Regions from separate parts of the Homo sapiens genome. Here region 1 is linked to region 2. Evidence: chromatin contacts called from ENCODE Hi-C data. All regions are on one chromosome and are shown on one strand. The core of a region is the stretch at or near the end of the contact, and the rest is flanking DNA. Distances in the headings are between cores, read along the strand shown. Region 1 has its middle 260 kb from the start of SPRY2. Region 2 has its middle 130 kb from the start of SPRY2.

What was found. Hi-C counts contacts between places; a loop is a spot of excess contacts on that map. Pooled maps may share reads with other maps.
Region 1: a map of heart right ventricle shows a loop between it and region 2 (2.6-fold over the local background). The contact joins two enhancer-like sites. A Hi-C loop is called at or near these places in 4 of 168 maps with a recorded cell type or tissue (Right ventricle myocardium inferior, heart left ventricle and heart right ventricle) and 5 of 50 pooled maps.

Annotation. Positions count from the first base shown.
Region 1 is chr13:80,599,597-80,606,630 of GRCh38, forward strand. No RefSeq gene overlaps it. Among named protein-coding and RNA genes, the nearest start is that of SPRY2, 260 kb to the left of the region's middle. Within about 2 kb of position 4,680, at least 3 of the 41 ENCODE cell types and tissues checked have a DNase peak (open chromatin) inside an H3K27ac peak, as active enhancers do; they include heart right ventricle, where a contact is called at or near this core.
Region 2 is chr13:80,467,718-80,474,976 of GRCh38, forward strand. No RefSeq gene overlaps it. Among named protein-coding and RNA genes, the nearest start is that of SPRY2, 130 kb to the left of the region's middle. Within about 2 kb of position 2,359, at least 13 of the 41 ENCODE cell types and tissues checked have a DNase peak (open chromatin) inside an H3K27ac peak, as active enhancers do; they include heart right ventricle, where a contact is called at or near this core.

The sequences.
Region 1 (7,034 bases), core at 3,430-5,929, 130 kb after region 2:
ACCCTGCCAATCAAGCTAGAGGAAGACAGTGAACAGCTTGGCCTATATTGAAGTGAAGATCCTTTGGAAGCTTCCGTTATTATCCCCTTTTGTAATCTTTTTGTTCTTTTTGTTTTTGTAATGTAACATTTCTTATCTCTAAATGGAGTAGTCCCTTCCTCTTTTTCTATTCTTCTTTTAGAAGAAAAGAGAAACTTTTTGTCAGTTCTGGGACATGAAAAGAAAAACCTGTCAGGGCAGTGGTAAATGGGTAGTGGGTATAATGGGAAATGATATTGTGTCTTCTTTCAGGGCTTAGAGACAACAAAAATTGCCTTGGACAAGTCACTTGATGTGTCATTCTCTGGCCTATGACTCAGCAGGGGTCCTTGACCTTTGCTAGGCCCCCTCCAAAATCCTACTCATGCTAGCTTCTCAGTCAGATTGTCCCTGGACAACTGGTAACTCCCAAACTCCCACCTCAGAGATTCCAATGAATTGAAAGCAAAATGGAAAATATCTTATTAATCCAAGTGAGCATTCAGGAATAAGTGAGAGAAACTTCTTAGAAATGAATTCAGATCTATACACATTTCCTCAATTCATTCGGGTCTTTTTTATTTATAAAGAAATATTTTTGGGTTTTTTGTTTTGTTTTGGCATATGTTTTATTAAGTTGCTTTGAAATATTTGTTTTTGTTTGGATTTGCTGTGGAGTAAATTTAAGCATTACAGAAGAAACTAAACAAACTGTAAGGAATTGAATGAATACAGAAAGTTACCCACAGCTGATTTTATATTTGCACAGGTATGTGAATATTTTAGGTGGAAACTCAAGAGAAGATATTTCTTCATAGACTACAGAATTTTTTTTTTTTGCAGGTATTAGAACATTTCCCTGAGCAGTATTCACTGTTTTTATTAGTTGTGGTGATAAAAGCTTTCGAAGAAAAATAAAGTGAAAGCATGAAAAATTATCCAATCAAATGGGTGTGCCAGAAGTAGTTTTATACTTATTTCAGCCACATGTGTGAGAAAAGTATCTAGTGTTCAGGTAACTAGTGAAATGAAGAAATAATTGAGAGTTATAATGGAACAATGTAGTTAAGAAAAGGGCAAACTGATGAAGACTTTTGAAGCCAAAGCAAAGGTAACAAACATGAGGAGAAAGCGGTGGGTCTGTGTTAGAAATTGAAGGTTGGTTAACATCATGACAGTATGTGCTTTCCTTAGATGGCTAGGTGTGTTTTCACGGAGATGAGCTCCAGCTAGGGAGGAAGGGTGCGTTTTTGAGAAAAGGATGTAGATAGTCTGGTTAAGAAAAGTCATGGTACCTGTTGTTTAAGTGGCATAAAGGAAACAAAATATTTTACTGGAGTGACAAGTCCTCCCTGGAAAATTTTAGGGGATTTTTGTATTTTTTTGAGACAGGGTGTTGCTCTGTTGCCTGGGCTGGAGAGCGATAGCGTGATCGCAGCTCACTGCAGCCTCGGCATCCCGAGCTCAAGCAATCCTCCTCCCACCTCATTTTCCCAAGTAGCCAGGACTACAGGTATGCGCCACCACACCCAGCTTATTATTTTTATTTTTTTCATAGAGATGGGTTCTAAATATGTTGTCCAGGCTGGCCTCAAACTCCCAAACTTAAGTGATCCTTTTGCCTTGGCCTCCCAAAGGTCTAGGATAACAGGTATGAGACACCATACCTGGCAAGAAAATATTTTTAATGGCACATATTAAGTGGTTCTAGTGGAATGTTATAATTCCGAGAGCATCTACTCATTCACCTTAGTTTAAAAACATTAAGGAAGAGGTGTCTTTATTAACATCTCTCTGTCACACTATACATATATATCCAAGCCCTGTTCATTTTTTTTTCTGTATAAGATCCCTCAAACTTTCATGATTCCAACTCCACGGTCATACTCATTGCTTGAAATATTTAAATATTTTATCCTATATGATAAAATTCAAACTTCTCGCTTGATGTAAAGTTCATGATCTTTTATCTCTTATTAGTCTTATTTCTCATCTCCCTCTAACTTGTACTATTCTTTCTTATAACCATACAAATCCACATGTGTTTTTTCTACCATATTCTCCTTCTGCCTGGAATGCTCTTCTACTTCCTGGGGTATATTTTACTATTAATTAAATTATGTCCCTCTTTTTGTGAAGCTTTTTTTGTCCCTTTAATCTGAATTAGAGGTCTCTTCCATATCCTTTCATTATGGGACTTATCATAGTGCATTACAATTTTCTGTTGATTTTTTTTACTTCCCTTATTTTCATAGCAAGGTCTATGTCCTTTAGGTATTAAATTCTTGCACCCACCAAATAAGGTAGACCCTGGTAATCTGTGTATACAATGAATGAAATTATGCAATAACGCTACATGGAAAACTAATATTTTAAAAAATGGAAGTTTCAATAGTGCTACTGTAAAATACTTTTATATCTCGATAAGCAAAGATCATAGTGTTTGTAGTACAATTCCTATGCTTTTGCAATCAAGAGGATACTCAAAAGTGCAAGTGCAATGCAAGAGGCTAGATTACAGCTAATCACATTTTCTTGGAACTGCTCTTGCCCAAGAACTAGTACAAGAGAAATGTTACCTCTCTCTTCCCTGAGTGATGCCAAGTGGTACACAAAACATGGAATGAAAATATAGTCATTTTTTACATACCATATAGCCTCTTGTGAGTATCCTGAAAGACCTAAGATAAATTTGGTAAAAATCATACTAACAATGTATATTGATTATAAGGAGATATTTTATAAAAATGATTATTAAAAAATGCACTGCATTTTCACCGTGTGTATATAAACACATAAGTATAATGCGGCGAAATGCATTTTTCCAAATCAAATCTTACTGTAGGGATGGGGTATTCCCTTCATTTTCACTTACACATCCAAAGATTCCCTTAAGGACTTCCTTTGAAACTTTAGTTCTGAAAAGCATTGTTTGAAAAGTGTCAACTTAAAAAAAGAACATGACTATATAGGACATGTCAAATGTCATCAAACTCTTTTCTTATCCTTATATTCTAGAGATTTTTACAGAATAATAGATTTTGCTTTGCAAAATCTAGGCACCCACAGGTTATATAAAATCTGAGACCCTGTAAAACGTTCAATTTTCTATAAGAGTATCAAAATTCCATTTTATATAGAGGGATGAAAAAAGTAATAATTCCTACCCAAAATGAGTGAAGCTATCATTTACATTTTATTTGTGCAATATAGCTAGATTCTGAATTCTAATTTGATTTATGGTATTTTGAATTATAAATTTGAGAAATCATGGAACTTCTTTATATACATTATATAAGCATATTATTCGTTCATAGAAACATGGAATAGTTGGCCCTATCAGCTTCTTTGCCATAACTCATACAAAGTTCTCCTTGAGCATAATTTTGAATCCCCTTATCAACTATACCTCCTTTTTCTAAAAAACCTCAAATTCATCGATGTCTCTCTAAAAGCACAGTGCTCAGCAGTGATCTGAGTGGAGTAGAGAGGGATTTACAACTTCCTTGTTTCAAATGTCATATTTGACTGTTAAGCCCAAGGTTGCTTTAAATTTGTCAGAAACAACTATTTGACTCAGTTAAAACAAATACCTAAGTCTTTACAAAATCGACTTATCTTACCTCAGGGATGAGCAATACAATGGATTCCTCATAAAATCAGTTTAGTTTAAAAGGTAAAGAAATCCTTTTGAATCTGTTGTAAATATGTATTATAATTATATCCAAATATGCATACCCAGAATTTGAGATGATGTACAAGGAAACAATCAAGGGAAAGGATAGACTCACAAGCTATTTTCAGGATTAAAAAATACATAAGGAACGTTTAGTGTTTATTGATAATAAGGGTGGAAGAAACTAAAATGTTGAGTGTTTTTCCTTTCAGTTGGAATCATATCAACTCAGTGTTGCAATAATGTTGCTCATTTTGTTGTTCTGTGGTTGTTCTGTGGTTGTTGCTCATTTTGTTGTGCATTTTGTTGTTCTGTGGTCACATGTGTATATGTATGTATATAGCATATATTTGTTTAATAAACATGAGAAAAATAAGTGAATTATCTTTAAATAAATGCAACATACCAGCTGTAAAAATTCCAGTGGAAACATTCTGGAATTGGTATCTTCAAAAGGTAAATAATCTAAAAATATGAATAAGTTTTAAGAAGATTTAATAAAGCTCCTGGTTGGAATTTACTGTGCTGGTTGTTAAATTTCAAAGGGCATTCCTCATCCACTGTGGCTGACAGAATATGGGCTGAAAGAACCATCCATACAACTTACGGCTTTTGTGGCTGTCTCTTTATGACTGTGGTCAAGTTTGTCCTTGAGACCCTCATACAGACAAAGCCCCTTCTGCATATGCCTCCTGTAACAGCCCCTTGGAAGCCCTCTTTTCCACTTTTTTAGACATTCATGAACAAACATTATGGTCAATGTTATGAAAGAAAAGCAACTTTCATTTGTCTCAAAAATTTATTTGCTACTTCTCCCCAATTTAGTTGGTAAGACTAAAAAAATCCTGTCATACATAATTTAAATTTCAGGTAAAGCAAATAGAGAAAATTCTGAGTTTTCAATTTGGAAACTTGTTTAGCCTTTCCTGGTGTTTCAGAGTACTCATCGAGCTTTAGTGTCTTGGTTTCAGAATGTGTGCTCAGCAGTTCTGGCCACCAGAGAGTTCCCTTGCTCAGGATCCTGCCTCCTCTGGTCGAAAGCCACAACATCTGAAATTATGTTTTATCATCATACTGGGATGCAGTTATCATCATTCTTTTTCTTAAAAATGACTAAGTTATTTTTCATTTTGTGTACATGTCATTATTCATACAGAAACCATTCATTGCCGTTGGGAATAGCATGGGCATTTTGAATTTTTTCCACTATTTTATCACTAATTACCTGCATCCCAATTTTTATTGTGGCAATACAAAAGGTTTTATATATGGGTTTCTTAGTATGTTTTTCTGAGTATCTTTATGGAGCACCAAACAATGGATATAATGTTAACAACATTAAGGGGTAACTAAAAGAAATTGTATCTTAACAAATTGGAGTTCTTTTTTAAGTAAAATAATTTTCTGAATATGTTTTGCTAGAGAGCATAAATTTCATTCTATGAATTACGTATGCCTTCAAGCAACTCCTCTGACAGCATAGTTTGGCAAAACTTCCCTTTGGTTAAGAAGGGGGCACGATATTCATAACCATTTCAAATTGTGGCAGGTGAAGGGAAAACCTAATGACATGAAGTGAGGCTGAGGGTAAACAAAAAGATAACTGCAAATGGAGTTCACAGGATACCACAGTATTTTAATCAATATAATTAGTACTTAATTCTCCTCTTTTCCCAATTGTAAAAAATTGAACTGAGCTCATTTATTTACACATAAACCTGATCTTTTGAGATGTTATACTAATGCAGAATAAAATAAAATAAATTTGTTAAACAAAAGTCTTGGGATTAGATTGCAACTTGTAAGTCATCTTCATATCTTGAATTCTATCTTAAATCTTTTCCAGTTTGTGAGGCATTTGGTATTCACTCCTAACTATGTAATAATCTAGATTGCAAGCAGAGTGCAGGCACTAGGCACGTGTTAAGAATTTTAGGCTGTTCTTTGCGAGAGCAAAGAGTTGCAAATTGAAACTAGCTGTGCCTTTCACTTATGATAGTGAATTTTTTCAATCAAGAAAGAAAGTCAGTTTGTAGGTTTAGGATGGATTGACTTGATTAAAGCAGATCCAGATTTTACTACCACTTCTGATTCTAATTTTTCTGCATGCTTTTATTTCAATTTAATTGCTAAAGAAATGGGATTTATATTTTAAATTTATTTTATGTATGCTATTTACCTATTGTCCTAGAAATGTTATTTCCTATCATAGGACACTCTTGATGTCTCTGTATTCAAGGTACAGGTTGTAGTGTGGTTAGATTTAGAGTTTAGCATCAGTGATCTCTGATATAGCTTTGTTAGGCATATTGAAATTTTTGTGGCAGTTTAAAAAATCATAAATGGATAATATATTCAAGTACTACATTTTGTTTCTTCTTTTTTCCATATTAGTTTTGGAGAGTTACTATAGAGGGGTCCTTTGTAGACATTTCTCTTTCCTGTCCTTTGATGCTCAAATTATTTTATATAAATTCAGAAACAATCAGATTGGCTGCCTTCATTTTATTTTTTGGAACTGATTTCCTCTTGATTGTAAATTTGTCACTGGGGAATCTTTTTCTCTTTTTAGGCCAAACAGCTGTTTTAAATTTTAGTTTTCTTTTCTTTTTTCCCCCATTAAGGAGGTCAGGTTCCTTTGGGGGGGAAACTTCAGTTCATTATGTTCTTTTCTTTTATATCAACATGCACAACAACAAAATACAAATTGCTTTTGGGTTGAGATTTGCTGTAATAGATTTAGTAGTATTCATTTAAATACCTTGGCATTTCCAAATGGTAGCACCACTTCCAACCCTTAGCAGAATTAGCAGCTTATTATAGCTAACTTATTTTATTCTGAAAATACAGAAAATACATTCTTAGCCATGTATTAGTGAGTCGTTGAAAAGAATGACATTTGTTTAGCTTTTGTTCCTATTTTGCTGTGCTTTCACATTCCCTTTATGTATATCCAGGTCTGATTAACACAAACCATTAACCAAAGCCTGTTTTAGATACTGTAGATGTTTTGGCATCTGTTCATTTTATAGACGCCAAAACATTTATAGAATGCCTATTCTTTTTATATAATATCTTGAATTAAGTGATTTTTTCATGTCTCTGGTTCTGAGAACCAATGAGCTCTCTTGGAATGAATCTATGTAATCACCATTAGTGACTGGCAACATAGATTTTGTTCTATTGCAGATCATTATTAGTTAAATTAGTAAAATATTGACTTACACTTAACTTGATGAAAAATAAGTGAAACTTAAAATAGTGAAACTCATAGATGTTTACAATATCTTTCTAAATGTCAGAATATCATCCAGGCCTAAGTAATCATTTTTTTTTTTAA
Region 2 (7,259 bases), core at 1,109-3,608:
TTATTGCAGCACTATTCACAATAGCAAAGACTTGGAACCCACCCAAATGTCCATCAGTGATAGACTAGATTAAGAAAATGTGGCATATACACCATGGGATACTATGCATTCATAAAAAAGGATTAGGTCATGACCTTTGCAGGGACATGGATGAAGCTGGAAACCATCGTTCTCAGCAAACTATCACAAGGACAGAAAAACCAAACACCACATGTTCTCACTCATAGGTGGGAGTTGAACAATGAGAACACATGGACAGAGGGTGGGGAACATCACACACCAGGGCATGTCAGGGGGTGGCAGACGGGGGGAGGGATAGCATTAGGAGAAATACCTAATGTAAATGACGAGTTGATGTGTGCAGAACACCAACATGGCACATGTATACATATGTAACAAACCTGCACACTGTGCACATGTACCTAAAACTTAAAGTATATATAAAAAAAGAAACCTGCACCTGTGCCCCTTAAATACAGAAAAATAGTTTTTAAGAAAGAAAAAAATACAAAAAAATTCCATATAAGTCTGAGGCTGTACTCCCAGCTTACCAAAAGGGAGATAACACCAATCCTATCAGTTGTCGATTGGCCCAGGCCACCCTCTCTGAGTAATAGCAATTCCTCCCCTTGTTCTGCTGTGACCCTGACCAGAGAGTCTTTCAACTATGGATTTCATTGTGAAGTTAATTGTATAAAATAGTGAGGAAGAGGGAACTGAGAGTTGGAAGACTAGTTAAAGTTACGTTAGTTAAGCTATAAGCATATGTGTGATACTGAGAGGAAGATTTAAAAAAAAATTCACTGAGGTGGGTTCACAGAGACCCCCTTTCACTTCCATTTGATTTTTTTCCTTTCATCCAGCTCCATCTTATACATGCATGAAACAAGTCTTATTGATAAGGCTTTCTCAGTTTATCACAGCCTTTTTTACATTTCCTTTCCCCCATAGCCATTATCTTGGATCCAGATATTGGAGAACCTCTATATTGCCCAGACATTTTCTTTTTCCTTTCTCCTCCACAAATTCTTTTTATAAAAGCTAGTTATCTTTAAAAATGCACATGTAACTGTCTCTCTCTCTCAGCTTCCAGTGATTTGTAATTACCCTTTTGAGAAAGTCGAGCGCTCTCAGCATGGCTTAGAATATCTTCCCAGTTTGACCGCTGCCTTCCCCAGCCTCATCTCCCATGTCTCTCTTTCTTTGTGCTCCAGTTACATTCCTATGTCAGTTTCTCAGAAACTCCATTCTCTTTCCAGCCTCAGGGCCTTGCCGTAACCTTTCCTTTACTTTGAAATATTCTTGCCAATGCCTTCTCATTCTCCAATTTCTGGAGTCTCAGCTGAATTTCAGATCTTCAGGTCTTCATCATACATGCCTCTTCTAAGCCCAAACAAGCAAGGTGGCCATGTCTGCTGCTCTTTATACCACTTATTGTCATGGGCATGACTTCTATTGCTATTAGGTTGGCGCGAAAGCAGTCACTGCTTTTGCCATTGAAAGTAATGGCAAAAACCGCAATCACTTTTGCAACAACCTAATATTTGCTAAGTGCCTGTCTTGCTCCATTGCTCCAAAAGGAAATGGGCAGTGTCAGCCTGTGCACTGCTGCCTCCTCAGTGCCTGGGATACCTGTGACCTGACACAAGGGAGGCACCCAGCAAGTAATTGCTGAACAAATGAGTATGGGAAGAGGTTCTGCCTTGGTCATTATCAGGCCAGGCATTATGTTTTCAGGTTTCCATTTTCTCATGATAAAACTTCTTCATAAGAGGAAATCATCCTCTGATTTCTCAGGTAATTGAGGTTTGAAGGTACGAATGGGAAGGTATGAATTCTGTTTGCATTAAGGAATGAAGCTCATTTTGCTGTGGAGAGGTAGAATCGTTTTGCAAGAGGCCAAAATATCATTTGTTTCCCAGCACTAAACTTTGGCAAGAATAGTTCTCTGCTAATTCAAGTGACCAAGAATTTATGCAATTTCCTCTGAAGAAAATTATCCTTTTGAGAGCAGGAAGAAATATTTTACCCCCCTTACTGAAAGTTAATCGTTTTACCAGGATCTGTTTCTTCTTGCACCTGATTTTCTTCTTTCTTACACAATCAACTGTATCTGCTTTGTATAAATCTCTTGAATTTAAAAATTTGCCTTTCAGATGCCTGGTGTCCTAGGATGTGTATATTGAATCACCAGAAATAATTCAGTGACATATTATGCTAGCTTATTTCATACATATTTCCAACTTATGACTCATTGGTTTGAAGAGGACAAATGTGAACTAAGAGAAAACAGAGGACTTGATGTACTTGTGCCTGAGAGGATGAATCACTGTGCTGCTGGCGAAGGATCCTGGGTCAGAGTTGTCTGTCTCATGGGTTTGAATGACCCTCAGTGTTCTCTGTCCTGGCCCCACTCATGAACTCACATGCAACCTCACACAAACACACATCCAAAACACCACTCGCTTCTTACTTTGGAAGCCCCACAAAACTATTTCAGGCTGGAAGGCATGCATATAATAAAGAAAGTGGTTGTCTTGGAGGCTACAACTTGATAAAGGAACACGTCAGAGAGACCCAAAATGTTCACAGTGGCATTTTCATTCTCAGTGTTCAAGGAGTTGTATTTTCCACTCTCTCTCCACCATCTGTTTTTCTTACTATAGCAAATGTCATTTCCTATGGCGTTTAGCAGAATATGAAATGGGATTGTTTTCTAGTGAATTTTGATGCAGTTTTATGATTTTCCTTAGAGCCTGCCTGCCTGCTTTCTTTCTCTCCTTCCTTCCTTCCTTCTTTCCTTCCTTCCTTCTGTCCGTCCGTCCATCCATCTTTCCTTCCTCCCTTCCTTCCTTCTTTCCATCCTTCCTTTCATTTTACTAAAAAAAGTAGAAGTAGCTTTAACAGTACATTGATCAGACCAACTTTAAAATAACTCCTGTAGATTTGCCTCTAAACCTGGTTTGAAATTTGTGATAAGACAAAGTTCTTAAATATGTTAATTTTTAATCTGTTTATAACAAGCACAAATTCCCAAAGCGGTGTAAAGCTGTTAAGCAGTAAATTCCCATTAAAGTGACAAGCTAAGGATTTAACTTAATTGAAGGGGGAATGTGTATGTGGTTTTGTGTATGGAGGTAGAGAGGTGTGTGCCTGTGTGTCTGTAAAAGTAGTAAAGGAGGATACAAGGTAGAGGAAAGAGCAAAAGAGGAGAATTCAGGAAACAATAACAGCATGTACTTACATAGCATTTTCTATGTGTCAGACATTGTATGAACTCTACATTTTTAATTTAATTCTCAACATAGCCACACATTGGAGGTATTGTTGCTTTCTCCATTTTACATATGAGAAATGTAAAGGTTAAATCCTACAAAAGCTAAGGTCACACAGCTATTAAGTGACAGAGGTAAATGGTTCACATCCTAAGCATTATATTATGCTGTTTTCTCTCAACTACGACTCAAGCATACATTTGTAGCATAATGAAAGAGAGGATCCTTTGTGAAACATTAGCACCAGATTTATTGTCTCTTTGGGCAGAGAAAAGCCAAAGGGTTTTGGAAATCTTTCACCAATAGCAAGACTGTGGTCTACCGGAGAAGGTGGCTGTGTAGCTTAAGGGAATATGGCAAAGAGAAGCCAAGAGAGAACTCAGAATGTCTGGAGTATGAGATGTAATCACTGGGGCAGTATTGATGGTGGACTCTGCCCATGAGGCGCAACGCTGTGATGTCTGTTCTGGAAATATGTCACCACTTCAACTCTTCTCTTTCCATGACTGATTAGATGATGATTTACTCTCACAGAAAGAATGGAGATTAGGATGGGAAGAAAAGGCTCCCTCTGTTGAGGATGGCTCAACTCTGTGAAGCTGCTAGAGAGGTGCCACAGGAAGATGAGAGTTGAAATTAACCTTAGGGAAGGCAGAGATAGAAATAAATTGATTCATATTTTAGAGATATGTTTTTAGGGTCAACTATTCTGCTTTTCTCCAACTTAAAAAAGAAAAACTCTTATTACAATAGGTTTCCTCTTCCTAACAAGGGCTTCAGTACTTAAATAGGGTTCAATGATGGAGTTAATTTCTTGGATTTAGGATCCCACTGCTCTCCATTCCTTCTTTCCTATTTATTCATAAAATCTAATTTTGGTTCCAGACTCCATGTATGTCACTTTCATTAAACAGGAAATAATATTAAATTTTGCAGCCACCACAGGAGTAGCAGTTTTGGGAATTCTCATTCACTCTGAGTTTATAAGAAGGCTCAGAAAAATTGACAAGTATGTTCTTCAAATTGTCATTAGGGTAAATTTGTTGAGCTTTACACAATTTTGGGTAGGATTTTAACCTTCAGAGTTTTTTGGCACACAAATGTATTGACTTGGCAACCATTGTGTGTTCCATACAGGCAAAACCTTGTTGGCATTTGGAGTATCTGGGAGAGGAAAAGAAAGATAATCTTTTCTTCTCTTGGCTTCAGATCCAATATAGACAGAAAAAAAATCAGACAAAATATTATTTCTTGGCCGGGCGCAGTGGCTCACACCTGTAATCCCAGCACTTTGAGAGAAGGAGGCAGGTGGATCATGAGGTCAGGAGATCGAGACCATCCTGGCCAACATGGTGAAACCCTGTCTCTACTAAAAATACAAAAATTAGCTGGGTGTGGTGGCACGCGACTGTAGTCCTAGCTACTTGGGAGGCTGAGGCAGGAGAATCACTTGAACCTGGGAGGTGGAGCTTGCAGTGAGCCAAGATCGCGGCACTACACTCCAGCCTGGGTGACAGAGTGAGACTCCGTCTCAAAAGAAAAGAAAAAAAATTTTTTTTTAATTTGTCGTGTGCTTTAAAGATACTCCTAGTTTATTCTTCCAAACTAGAAGATAATGCAGTCATAAAATTGAATACTTGTTACCTTATGATACAAGAGCATTGAGAATGGCTACAGAAATATACAAGTGTTGCATTCCCAAATGGAATCGAGCAGACAAAAAAACAGCAATTCAGGAAACAAACAAGAACCGCACTCCTGCCACCAATTCCAGTAGATTGAACACATTCTATATGGATGTTGTATAGTAGTCATATATTTTTTATTCAAACTAGATTAACCAAAATAAGAGAGTTCATCTTTTAGTTTGGAAAAGATGCTGGGAGTAGGTCACATGATTTAAAGAAAAGTTTCAGGTATTAGGACCTTACCAGCTGGTTCTAAAATTCAATACTGTCAAATTTCTTCTCTCCTCATCCTTGCGTTTTCCTCTCCTCTCCTTCCAACCTCTCTCTTTCTGCTATCTGTTCGAATTTATATACTTTCCCCCCTGGCAGGGACTTCTCATATTCTCCTAAATTAGCAAACCTACTAGAAACAGAACTTTTCTTCCAAATGTAATATAACCATTTCAGGCAAGGTCTTTTATTGGCTTGATCGAGTGACATGTCCAACCCTGGACTAAGCAAAATGGAATTCCAGTTAGTTGGAGTTTCAGGACTTATTACAAGACTAATAGACACTGCTTATAATAAGCTTATAGTTTATTAAAAAGATAAAATATTACACGTGGAATAAACAGCACTCATTATTTGGCAACGCTTATTTTATCAGGTTTTATAAAATTGACAGACTTTTCTATTATATAAAAATTGAATTACATGTATGGAAGACTTACAGAAGTGCTGAATTTATCTTCCACAAGATAAAAGCCTTCTTTGGACCCCCAGAGTTGAGCAGGTTTAAGCTTTTATCATGAAAATGAACTCAATAAAAGCACTGAAGCTATATATTTAATAATGTTGTATTTGAAACAAGGGGCACATTGGATTGTTTTTACTTTCCCTGTATTTTCTAGACAGTGTAATTAAGAGTTGTTATTGTGCCCACTTTAAAGATTGTTCAGTTGAATTATTAATCTCCATCAATACTCTGCATGGGAAACCAAGTAGAAATTATGATCTTCTTAAAATAAAAGCATGCTTTAAAGAAAAGCATATAAACCCTATAACACCACAAAGACCAGGAATTTTTTGTAAGGTATTATTTCAGCTCTCCAAATGGTGCAGAGATTAAAGACAGGCCCAAATTAACATCTGCTACAGGGTACTGGACTCCAGGTAGTGGAACAGATGGAGAGAATCCAGCTCATGGATCACTGCAGGCAGGAGTGAGTGACTGAGCAAAAACAAATAAACCCATGAATCACAGCCCTGGAGGACAGAACTACAGTATTTACACAAAGTTTCATCATGGAACTTGGGCTAGTATTTGAGTTGTATATACTTAAAAACACTTAGGATAGCTGCTTCAGAAGCTTCAATTATCCTTTTGAGTTCCATTTATTTATTTACGTATTGACAATTCTATGGTATATATGTACAAAGTTATTAACCATGCACTACTGTATAAATGTAGAACTCCTGAAAATAATTTAAAATTTGCCTAGTCTTTAACCTGATTCATTAACCTCATTCAATCAGACATAGATATATTATGGTATCTATATACAATAAAATCTGTATATAGTTCTCTTTACTGGCCCTGCACACGAGCCCTTGTCAGAGACCAGTATTTCTCTGACAAAAAGAGTTATCTAAATCTTTTTTCCTCCAAGTTTTGTCCATGTACCACCAGCAACAACATCACAGCAGAATCTCAGGCTCCATCACAAACCCACTGAAATTAAAACTGGTGTTTGACAAGACCTACTGGTGATTCCAAGTGTCTCTAGGATTTGTGTAAGCAAACAGTAATGGAGAAGGTCATTTTAGAAGGGAGGCTTGCCGGGCATGGGGGTTCATGACTGTAATCCCAGCACCTTGGGATGCCGAGGCGGGTGGATTGCCTGAGCTCAGGAGTTTGAGACCAGCCTGGGCAACGCAGTGAAACCCCATCTCTACTCGGGAGTCTGACACAGGAGAATTGCTTGAACCCGGGAGGCGGAGGTTGCAGTGAGCTGAGATCGTGCCATTACACTTCAGCCTGGGCAACAGAGTGAGACTCTATCTCAAAAAAAAAAAAAAAAGGCTCAGAGGCAGCAAGAGATATAGAATTTAAAGGTCCCCAGTGATCTGGATGTCGCTGAAGTTTTTAAACTGGGGAATAATGTAAACCAAGTGTTGAGAAAGAAGAGCAATGTGATTCCACCATTTAGGTGGGTGTGGAGAGAGAAGGCGGAAGCACTAAGAACACATGGGGGCACAATACTGAAGCAAAGGCATTATTGGTCTGGTGTGGGCTTTTGGCAATAGGGATGGTAAG